Linked DNA regions of Mus musculus: region 2 is linked to region 1. The links are chromatin contacts, found by POLR2A ChIA-PET in ENCODE. All regions are on one chromosome and are shown on one strand. Each heading gives the region's core, a stretch centred on a gene start or an enhancer-like site at or near the end of the contact. The rest is flanking DNA. Distances are from core to core; before and after follow the strand shown. Region 1 holds the start of Gtf3c6 (general transcription factor IIIC, polypeptide 6, alpha). Region 2 has its middle 47 kb from the start of Gm32234.

Region 1 (4,974 bases), core at 1,012-3,511:
GCTGCTTGCAAATGGCTCTTTGCTATTATTTTCTATCAGAGTTTTTCAACTGAATTCCTTAGAACAGAGCATCAGTATAACCTGCACACTTGCTATCTGTCCTATACTGAACTTCCCAGAATTAGATTGCAGTGCTTCAGAGATCTGGAGAAGCCTTTCAGCACATTGTGATGCAGCTGAAATTTGAAGCCAAAGTTATCCTGCACTTTGTAGTTCCCGCCCCGTCCCGCCCCGCCCCGCCCCGCCCCCAGAGAGATGGTTTTTCTCTGTGTAGCCCTGGTTGTCTTGGATCTTACTCTGTAGACCAGGCTAGCCTTTGAACTCCTGAGTGCGTGGGCCATCACCACCAGGAAAGGATCAAGGGTTTTGAAGGTTCCAGGCCCTACAATTGAGCTACATTCCGAGTCTTGCACTTCATTTTCTCATACAAGTAAAGTACAAGTTTAAAACAGAAAAAACAAAAACTTACTGTATCTTACTCTTATGTAAGTGCAAAATGTTCATTTCTGAGACAAGATGTTACCTCTAAAGGCTCTTTTACAAGAACTCTGCTATAAAACATATTTTTAAGCCTGGTATGGTGGTGTATACCTTTAATTCCAGCAGAGGCAGGAAGCTCTCTGTAAGCTCGAGGAAAGCTTGGTCTACAAAACGAGTTTCAAGACAGCCAGGACTGTTACATAGAGAAACCCTCTCGAAAAACTAAAACAACAACAACAACAACAACAAAAAGGAGAAAATAAAAATTCTCATATAAGTTTTCCAAGTAAAAGAGCAAGAAGGAGCAGATTGTTAAATCACTTGTCGCCTCCTAGTGGCAGTGTCTTAATATTGCGACCACTATCACATTTAATATTCTTTATTTACTAGTTCAGGTTAATAGCCTTCCTCATAGATTTTTTTTTCCTCTGCAAGGAGCTTCAGTCATGCTTGCAGAAGACCTAAGTTTACTTCACACACAACTACTAATAGGACAAAATTCTTTCCTGTTTTGTTGTTCATAAGCACTTAAAATTTTTCTTGCAGTTAATGGTCTCGTGAACATTATAACTACATTCATACTAAGAACAAGAAAGGCAGGTCAGCCAGGCTGTAGTGAACACCCTAAACCCCAGCACTTAGGAGGCTGAGGCAGGCAGAAAGCAGAACTTGAGTTGGAGGTCGTCTGGGACCATACAGAGAGGAATGACCGGGCTACACAGTATAAGCCATGTAAAATACAAGAGGAAAGATATCCATTTAGTAGCTCAGGACCAAAGCATCTACTCTAACTTTCAACTAAATATAAAAGAAACCACTCAGACTGTGTCCTCTCCCTCTCAACCCTCAAGAGAGTTGAGAACGATCATCAATGGCAGATAGCAGTTGCAAAATGCAGCACTAAAAGCCGGCTTCACGCTCAGGAAAGGACACTCTGTCTCCTCCTCGTGGTTTCGGGTGCTCTACACAGTCAGAGAAACTTCTCTAGTAACAAACTATAGAAATGATCCCTGAAAGTATAGTCTTAGTTTAGCGTTGCCAGCCGCCGCGAGGCCACCTCTGACAGCACATTTTTAACTAATGGTGACATTCCCCACCCGCCCCCCCCCCCCCGCGAAAACCCCGTAATATTCTCCTAAGGAATACCATACACATGCACTTTCGAAGCTGTGTTCGTATATTATTTTGCAAAAAAAAAAAACAAAAACAAAAACTCATTCTGAATACTTATGACTTGTAAACTAACTCAGAATCAAGTTCATAATTAACATATTGAGGATAATAGCCAATCACACGCCAGTGTCTTCAGTCATCCTAAGAAAATCACTTCCGGACCAGTTTTAAAGGGTGGGTGCGGCTCCTCAGGCTGCGTTTTACTTAAGATGGGTGTTGATTTGTGTCCTCTGCGGTCTGAATTCCACCCTGTCCCAGTAGCGTCACTGCTGGGTTTGTGTTAACTAAGTAGCCACTCTGGCCTAGAATTTGCATTAATCCTCTCCCTCCCGCGTCCTTAGATGTTGGGATGAAAAGTGGAGGCCACCATTGATCCTCTAGTCTCCTTCGGCAGACAATAAACGTGAGGTTTTGTTTTATAGTGGAGGCAGTTGATTACGCTCATCCTCAGCTACTTACTGAGTTCAGTGTAGCCTGAGCTCTATGAGCCACGTTCTTCAAAGTGGGGCTAAATACCCTAAATTCCCGAAGCTCGGAGCGTGTCGAGTCTCCACGTGGGACCCACTTACGGAAGCCTGGCGTCGCCATCTTGCTTTCTGGCCGGAAGCCGGACGCCGCTGCCCGTATCCAAAATGGCATCCACAGGGGGCGTGGCCAGTGATGGCGTCTCCGAACGCTATGGCGGCGGCAGTGGATCCCATTTGGGAGGACTTGGAGGAGGAGGAAGAGGAGCTAGAGGAGGTTGTAAGCGAGGGTCAGAGGCCTGCGGCGCGGGCGGTCTTGGTTGAGCCACCCCTGGGTGGGGAAGGGAGTCTGGGATGCGGACGGAGGGAGGGAGGCCGGTAGACAGCTCGCTGGCTTTCCGAAGCCCGAGAAGCCGTGGAGGGCTAGCTTCAGTTCTGGTTTACCCATTCTAGAAAGAATCGGTTTCCACCAGAAACTGGATCGAGTTTTCACAGAGAAATTTGGGGCATTTCTTATTTACTGCCCCTTGTCTACCTTATTAACTTTGCTTTCTTCCACCAGGAGCAGTTTGTTCTGGTAGAATTGTCAGGAATCATTGATTCAGACTTTCTCTCCAAATGTGAAAATAAATGCAAGATTTTGGTGAGTCTTAGAATTCGGGGAATGTTGTAGATTTTCTTAAAGTTAAAACAAGACTAAAAGGTGATATGCTTGTCCACAAAGAGAGAGACGTTCATCCCACCTTACAAAGCAGTGATCAAACGCTCCAGGCTCATACCAGAAGAGTAGGTTACAAGGGAGGGATTCTATGGGAGCAGAGAAAATGCCTGACTGCTTCTTCTTCACTGTCTGAATGTGTGGCTGGAGAGAAAGAGCAAAACACCTTGTATGAAACTTCTGGGGGACTTTCAGGACAAAGCCTAATCCATGCTGTTAAGCAGTGCCTGCCTTCCTTGTAGTGGGCGTGGCCTCAGTTCTATCCTCCAATAGTACCACAGTTGAGTGTACTAGTCTGGACGCAGACTCTGGTCTAAGTGTGGATATGTATGCAGTGTTGCCCGGCCGGTCACCAAGTACCCATGTCACCTGCTTCACCATGCCTTTGGTGTGTCTTTGGCTCACTCCTCACAAGCCAATTAGGAAAAAATAGCATGAGAGCAGGCTGTCCTGGTGCACACCTGTAATGCCGGCACTGGAGAGCCCAAGGCAGGCGGATCCGAAGTTCATTGTCATCCTACCCCCCAACTCCCCGGAATGCCCTGGAACTCACTTTGTAGACCAGGCTGGCCTCGAACTCAGAAATCTGCCTACCTCTGCCTCCCAAGTGCTGGGATTAAAGGCGTGCGCCACCACCGCCTGGCTCATTGTCATCCTTAATGATATAGTAAGTTCTAGGCCACCTTGATCTACAGAAAGCCCTGTCTTCAAAATGCCTGGAGAAGACACAGTTTAAAATATTACGTTATTGCCTGATGATGATACATACCTTTAATCCCAGCACTCATGAGGCAGAGGCAAACGGATCTCTTAAGTTTGAGGCCTGCTTGGTCTGCAGAGTGAGTCCCAGGACAGTCAGGGCTGTTACACAGAGAAACCCTGTCTTTGGGGGATGGGGGTAGGGATGGGGGATAAAGCTGTTATCAAAATTTTTGGGCAAAATCCTTGGCTTCAAATATTTAAACAGGTTAATTTCTGCCACTTACCCCAACATGCCAATCAGAGATGAGTAGTGTGGTGTACATAGCAAGTTCTAAGACAGACAGACAGACCCACAGAGAGACCCCGTCTCAAAACGACAACAGAAAGTCCACTCAGGCATGGTGGACATTTTTTTTAAAGATTTATTTATTTATTTTATGTATATGAGTATACTGTAGTTGTACAGATGGTTGTGAGCCTTCATGTGGTTGTTGGGAATTGAATTTAGGACCTCTGCTCACTCTGGTCAACCCTGCTTGCTCTGGCCTAAAGATTTATTATTATAAATAAGTACACCGTAGCTGTCTTCAAACACACCAGAAGAGGGTGTCAGATTTCATTATGGGTGGTTGTGAGCCACCTTGTGGTTTCTGGGATTTGAACTCAGGACCTTTGGAAGAGCAGTCAGTGCTCCTAACCACTGAGCCATCTCTCCAGCATGGACATACTCTTAATCCCACCCAATGCATAGGAAGTGCAAACAGGCATATCTCAGTGAGCTGAGGCCAGCCTTGTGTCAGACTCACGGATGGTCTGCCTCTTTGCCTTCCAAGTGTGAAAGGCATGGCCCATCACACCTAGTCCAAGGTGCATTTTTTTTTTTTGTTTGTTTTTTTTGACACCGAGTTTCTCTGTATAGCCCTGGCTGTCTTGGAACTCACTTTGTAGACCAGGCTGGCCTCGAACTCAGAAATCCACCTGCCTCTGCCTCCCGAGTGCTGGGATCAAAGCGTGCACTACCACGCCGGGTGTCTGTCTGTCTCTCTCTCTTCCTTCCTTCCTTTCTTTCTTTCTTTTTTTCTTTCTTTCTTTTTTTTTTTTAATTGGGTTTTCCAAGACAGGGTTTCTCTGTGTTTCCCTGGCTGTCCTATAACTCACTATGTAGACCAGGATGACCTCACAAGGGCATTTTCTATTTTGTTTTGTTTTTGTTTTTTGAGACAGAGTTTCTCTGTGTAGCCCTGGCTGTTCTAGAGCTAGCTCTGTAGACCAGGCTGGCCTTGAACTCACAGAGAGCTGCCTGCCTCTGCCTCCCAAGTGCTGGGATTAAAGATATGTCCTTCACTGCCCAGTTCCAAGGGCTTTTGTTGTTGTTGTTGTTGTTTTCGAGACAGGGTTTCTCTGTGTATCCCTGGCTGTCCTGGAACTCACTGTGTA
Region 2 (4,974 bases), core at 1,840-4,339, 240 kb before region 1:
CCAAAGCCCTTGCCAGTCAGCCTGCAGGTGTCTTCTGATGTTGTCCTAGTGGGGACTGGATTCACATCCTGGTATTTGCAGAAGACCTTGACACAAGAGAAGACTTAGGCACTCTGGAAATGAGCCCAGCACACCAAGTCCAACCCAGAATCCCTCAGTGAAAAGAAAATACAGAAATCTCCACCTTCTCTTGCCCAGGGAATGTACCAATGACTCACACTCCGGCTTCACTTGGCTCCATTTTACATCTCTGTGTTCTCCCCATCTTTCTACATAAAGGTATGGATGATTGCACCACATATATCACCTGTAGGGATCTCAGATTTTTGGCCACTAAGCCTTGGCTCCCTGAGGGACATCCTTCTTGGGTCCAAGTAACCACAGGCAACAAAAACGGCCTCACTGCAGAGCCTTTCTCCTGCCCCTCTGCATGCATCCCATCATGTGAGTTCTGGACCCGGAAAGCAAGCAGCGAGTTTAGTACCTTAAACCTCTCACTGGCTCTGATAGTTTTCCTTTGGATTATCTTCTTAGGGCTTGATTCTGATGGGTCTCGATACATTTCACCATTCTCTGGTCTGGGCTTTACCTTATTGAATGTTAGATGTTTATATATATATTTGAGACAAGATCTCTCTGTGTAGCCCAGGCTGGCCTTGAACTCAGAGATCTTCCTGCCTCTGTCTCCCAGCTGTTGAGACTACAGGCATGTTCCACCAAGCCTCACTTTTCAAGCAATTTTGAGTATTGTTCTGGGATGCCACTAATGGAAAATAGTCGGATACTTTCAAGACTTGGTTTTAAGTCTTGTTGGGAGGGGCTTGAGCTGTCTCTGGTCAAGCTTGGCTAGGTCCCATTACTAAGACAACAGTGGATTCGTCCATTCAGGGCTGTGAATCAAAGGAACAGGACCATGTAGTCCCTGTCCAGTGGGAACTCTAGAAGTTGCACTTGGGGGTGATTTGGGGTAGTTCTTTCTCCAGCCTCGTGTGGTGCAATGTGCTTGTGCTGATCTACACCCAAACTCCAAGGATTGGGCTGGAGAGTGGGTTCAGAGGTTAAGAGCACTGGCTGCTTTTCCAGAGGTCCTGAGTTTAATTTCCAGCAACCACATGGTGGCTATTAAACATCTATAATGAAATCTGCTGCCCTTTTCTGCCACGCAGGCAGAACACTATACACGATACATAAATAAGTATTAAAAAAATACTCCAAGGACATACTGTAAAACCACAGCTGTATTTCTTTGCTCAGAGACTGCCTTGCGAATTCTGAACCCTCTGACCCTGCATCCCAGATAATCTACTGGATTATCTGGCTCTACTTGAATCCCTCTCGGGAACTGGCCAGGGAAGTTACAAGCTCAAGTCCTTCTGACCGTCTGACCTCCATTAACCCAGTGACTCTGAGCCTGTCACAGAAGCCTCCCCCAGCCAGAAAGTCTCTATGGATTAAGCAGGGGTACTCATAAGAGTCATGATCTCACTACCTCTGCTGTCTGTGGTCCTGGGGCTGCGCATCATTGATTTAAACATTTTATTTGCGTGGCATGTGCCTCTAGTATCTGGCAGTCTGTAGCCAAGATAGCGAGATTATTTGAACTCACAAGCTCAGGACCAGCCTGTCTCGAAGGAAAACCAGAACATTTTGTCCAGTGTTTTATTTCAGAACCAAGTCCTAGTGGTTACTTCTTGAAGTGTCTAGAGTTGTGTATACTAGCGTTTAGCTGGATTTCAGAGATACATAAATCCTTATCATCCATTCGCCATGGAGAAACTGAGGCAGAAGAAAGTAATTTGCCCTGGTCTGTTGACTTCAGATGGGAATTGTTTGGAGAGATAAGAAACACTTTGGAGAATTTGAATCCTGCATGTTATGGTGAAAATGGCATCTGTTGCTCTCCCGGTCTCCCTCTCTTCTGCATTCCAATACTTACTGTGGTCTACACTCTCGGTGATGTCAGCCTCTACTGATGTTGCTCCATTGAAAAGGTGGATGCTTCCAGTCCCTGTGGATAGCAACTACCCCGGCCCATTCCAGAATAATTGGATATCATGGAACTGACGCACCAGCATGAGTCAGACAGCAAAGCTGTGGCTGGAGCTGAGCATCAAGGACCCCTGTGAGCCTGTGTGTTATCTCATAGACAAGGAAACTGGGAGCCAGCTGGGTGTGCTGCCGCACCCAGTCAGCACTCAGACTAATTTACCCACAGAAGCCCAAGCTCTTGTTGCTATTTCTTGTTTCTTTGTGGGGTTTTGTTCTTTTTTTTTTTTTTTTGAGACAGTGTTTCTCTGTATCGCCTGGCTGTCCTGGAACTCACTTTGTAGACCAGGCTGGCCTCGAACTCAGAAATCCGCCTGCCTCTGCCTCCCCAGTGCTGGGATTAAAGGCGTGCGCCACCACGCCCAGCTTCTTTTTTATTTTTTGAGACAGGATCTCACCCTGCATTCCCCGATGCTCCTGCCTCAGTTTCCCTCCCGAGATTTCACATTATAAGCATACACCACCACACTCAACAATAACTCATATTTTCGATGAACACTCTGCCTACTACACAGCATTTGTCTATAACAACTGTTCCAAACCAGTTGAAGCTCTGTATTAAAAGCTCTTCCATGTCTCTGTGCATGTGAACAGAATATTTATTGAATATATCTACATATTTTTTAACAGTCTGCCATCTCTTGATGAGTGAGAATTCCCGACAGGAGCTCAGGGCTAGCGTGAGAGGAAGTTCGTGAAAAGGACAATGTCAGCAGTAACAGAAAGATGCGGGATACGAGGAATAGGCAATGGGAACAGTAAGCCCACTGCTTGAGTTATTTAAAACCACTGGGGCAGGAGCCGATGACCAGATAAGTATCTCTCTCCTCGGTCTGGCTTTTGTTCTGTTTTTTTGTTTTTCTAAAGGAACTGCCCCCACCCCCATCTACACAATACGAAACACACTCTTCTCAGCACGTAAAAGTGGGGAGGTTCCTGGTTTTGCTGCAAGGGCAGACTTTGCCCTGCCTTGTTGACCAGTGGTCACAATAGGGCCTTTCATTGCAAGACCACATGGTCCCCTGCAACGTGACCTGGGAGCTGGCAAACACTCCAGGGCAGCACAAAGGAGCGGAACTTGTGTTTGTGCAGAGTGTTCAGGCAGTCGGCAGGGTCTGGGGTTCCTTCTCCCTCCCGTGTGCTCAGCAGCTCAGTGCCTCTCTTACCCTGCCCTGCCCTGCCCTGTCCCTCTGCAGCTGACAGTGGCTGGCCAGTGCTAGGCCCACTCCTTGGGCAGAAGGAGCCCCTGTAAGGTCCACCTGGGGTAACCTGCACCATGTATATGTAAAATAGAGCTGACCCCACCATGCACACGGTGGTTTTTTAACTTCTTTTTTAACTTGTATATTTGTTGAAAGAATTCACTTAGGCAAAGTCTGAAAGAGGAAGGTTGTGAAACTGGGTCAGGAGGAGGCGTCTGATGATAAAACACACTTTCTGTTCAGCGATGAGGGACGGATTCCAAACATATATAGCAGACCGTACACTGACCCTGTGGCAGGTGAAGGAGCCTTCAGACTCTGTGAGCTTTTTGACCCTGGGAAAAAAGCTTCACTGGGGTGAGACATGCGGGAGCAGGCACAGCTGGCTGACAGGTCTTCTGCCCGTTGATAGGTCCCTGCCTCGTCACGTGGACAGGAAAATGATAGCGACTTCTTTAGGCTGGAGAGATGGCTTGAAAGGGTGGAGCATATTCCATTCTAGCAGAAGACTTAAGTTCAGTTCCCAGGGCCCACTTCAGGCTGCTCACGCCCCTGTTAACCCAGCCCCAGGAGGCCTGATGCCCTCTTCTGGTCCTTGCAGGCACTTGTGCCTGCATACACACACACACACACACACACACACACACAACTTAATTTATTTATTTATTTATTTATTTATTTATTTATTTATTTATTTTAGTACATATAAAAGAAAGAGCCCACCGGTGGCTATGGAGATGCTCAGCAGTGAAGTCCACTGACTGCTCTTTCAGACAGCCTAGGTTCAGTTCCCAGCGCCCACATGGTACCCCACAACCATCTGTAATTCCAGTTCCATGGAATCTGATAGCCTCTTCTGACCTCTGCAGGTACCAAGCACACACATGGTGCACACACATACATGGGGCAAAACATCCGTATGCAACAATTTTTTAGAAAGAAAGCTCAAAACTAATGTTCTTCGAAGCCATGACTAATTCCTGTGTTCAAATGAGTTGGGGGAGGGGGCAACTGAAATGGTGTCTTTGTTTAAAAAGGGGTTCTACTGTATAGCTCAGGCTAGCCTCAGACTAATAGTGTTTCTCACTCAACAGCTTCCTGTGTGCCACCACAACGAGAGGAAAATTAAAATTTCAGGAGTTTATTGAGCATCTAATTGTGGAGACTGGTATGCTCTGTTATCATGTTATTACAGACTAGTCACCAAGGAGATATAAAAAACTATAACAAATTTTGATAACAGAAAGAAGTTGACATTGTTTTTTAACTCATGAGTGTCTACCAGACCTTCTGCACACAGTAATGTTCAGTGTTGGTAACAGTGAAGGGGGGACACATGCATCCATCTCCCAGAACACGGGATAAGGACCCATGACAACGAGAGCCAGCGTTCAAACCTGAGATATGCATAGCACATCATCTGCAGCACAGAGGGCAGCAAGGAGCGATGATGTATGTGGGCGGTGGGGTGTAACTAAGGGTAGGTAGGACTGCATGGACATTCTGTCTCCAGGATGAAGATAGATGGGGGGGGGGAGGAGAGAGAGAGGGGGAGAAGGGAAGAAGAGGGGAGAGAGAGGAGAGAAGGAGAGAAGGAGAGAGGAGGGAGAGGAGGGAGAGGAGAGAGAGAGAGAGAGAGAGAGAGAGAGAGAGAGAGAGAGAGAGAGAGAGGGAGAGGGAGAGGGAGAGGGAGAGGGAGAAGGAGAGAGAGAGAGAATAATTCCTG

Evidence for each region. ChIA-PET counts read pairs that join two places held with the same protein, here RNA polymerase II (POLR2A).
Region 2: POLR2A ChIA-PET joins it to region 1 with 21 read pairs in embryonic stem cell. The contact joins the enhancer-like site here to the promoter of Gtf3c6 in region 1. POLR2A ChIA-PET finds 5 or more read pairs at or near these places in 4 of 5 experiments (Patski and embryonic stem cell).

The regions. Positions count from the first base shown.
Region 1 is chr10:40,254,999-40,259,972 of GRCm38, reverse strand. It overlaps Gtf3c6 (general transcription factor IIIC, polypeptide 6, alpha), which reads left to right and starts at 2,261. Exons shown (of 6, transcript NM_026113.5): 1 at 2,261-2,394; 2 at 2,680-2,760. The coding sequence starts at 2,314. Rnu3a (U3A small nuclear RNA) reads right to left here and starts at 1,505; the gene lies at 1,294-1,505.
Region 2 is chr10:40,498,105-40,503,078 of GRCm38, reverse strand. No RefSeq gene overlaps it. Among named protein-coding and RNA genes, the nearest start is that of Gm32234, 47 kb to the right of the region's middle. Within about 2 kb of position 3,089, at least 3 of the 3 ENCODE cell types and tissues checked have a DNase peak (open chromatin) inside an H3K27ac peak, as active enhancers do.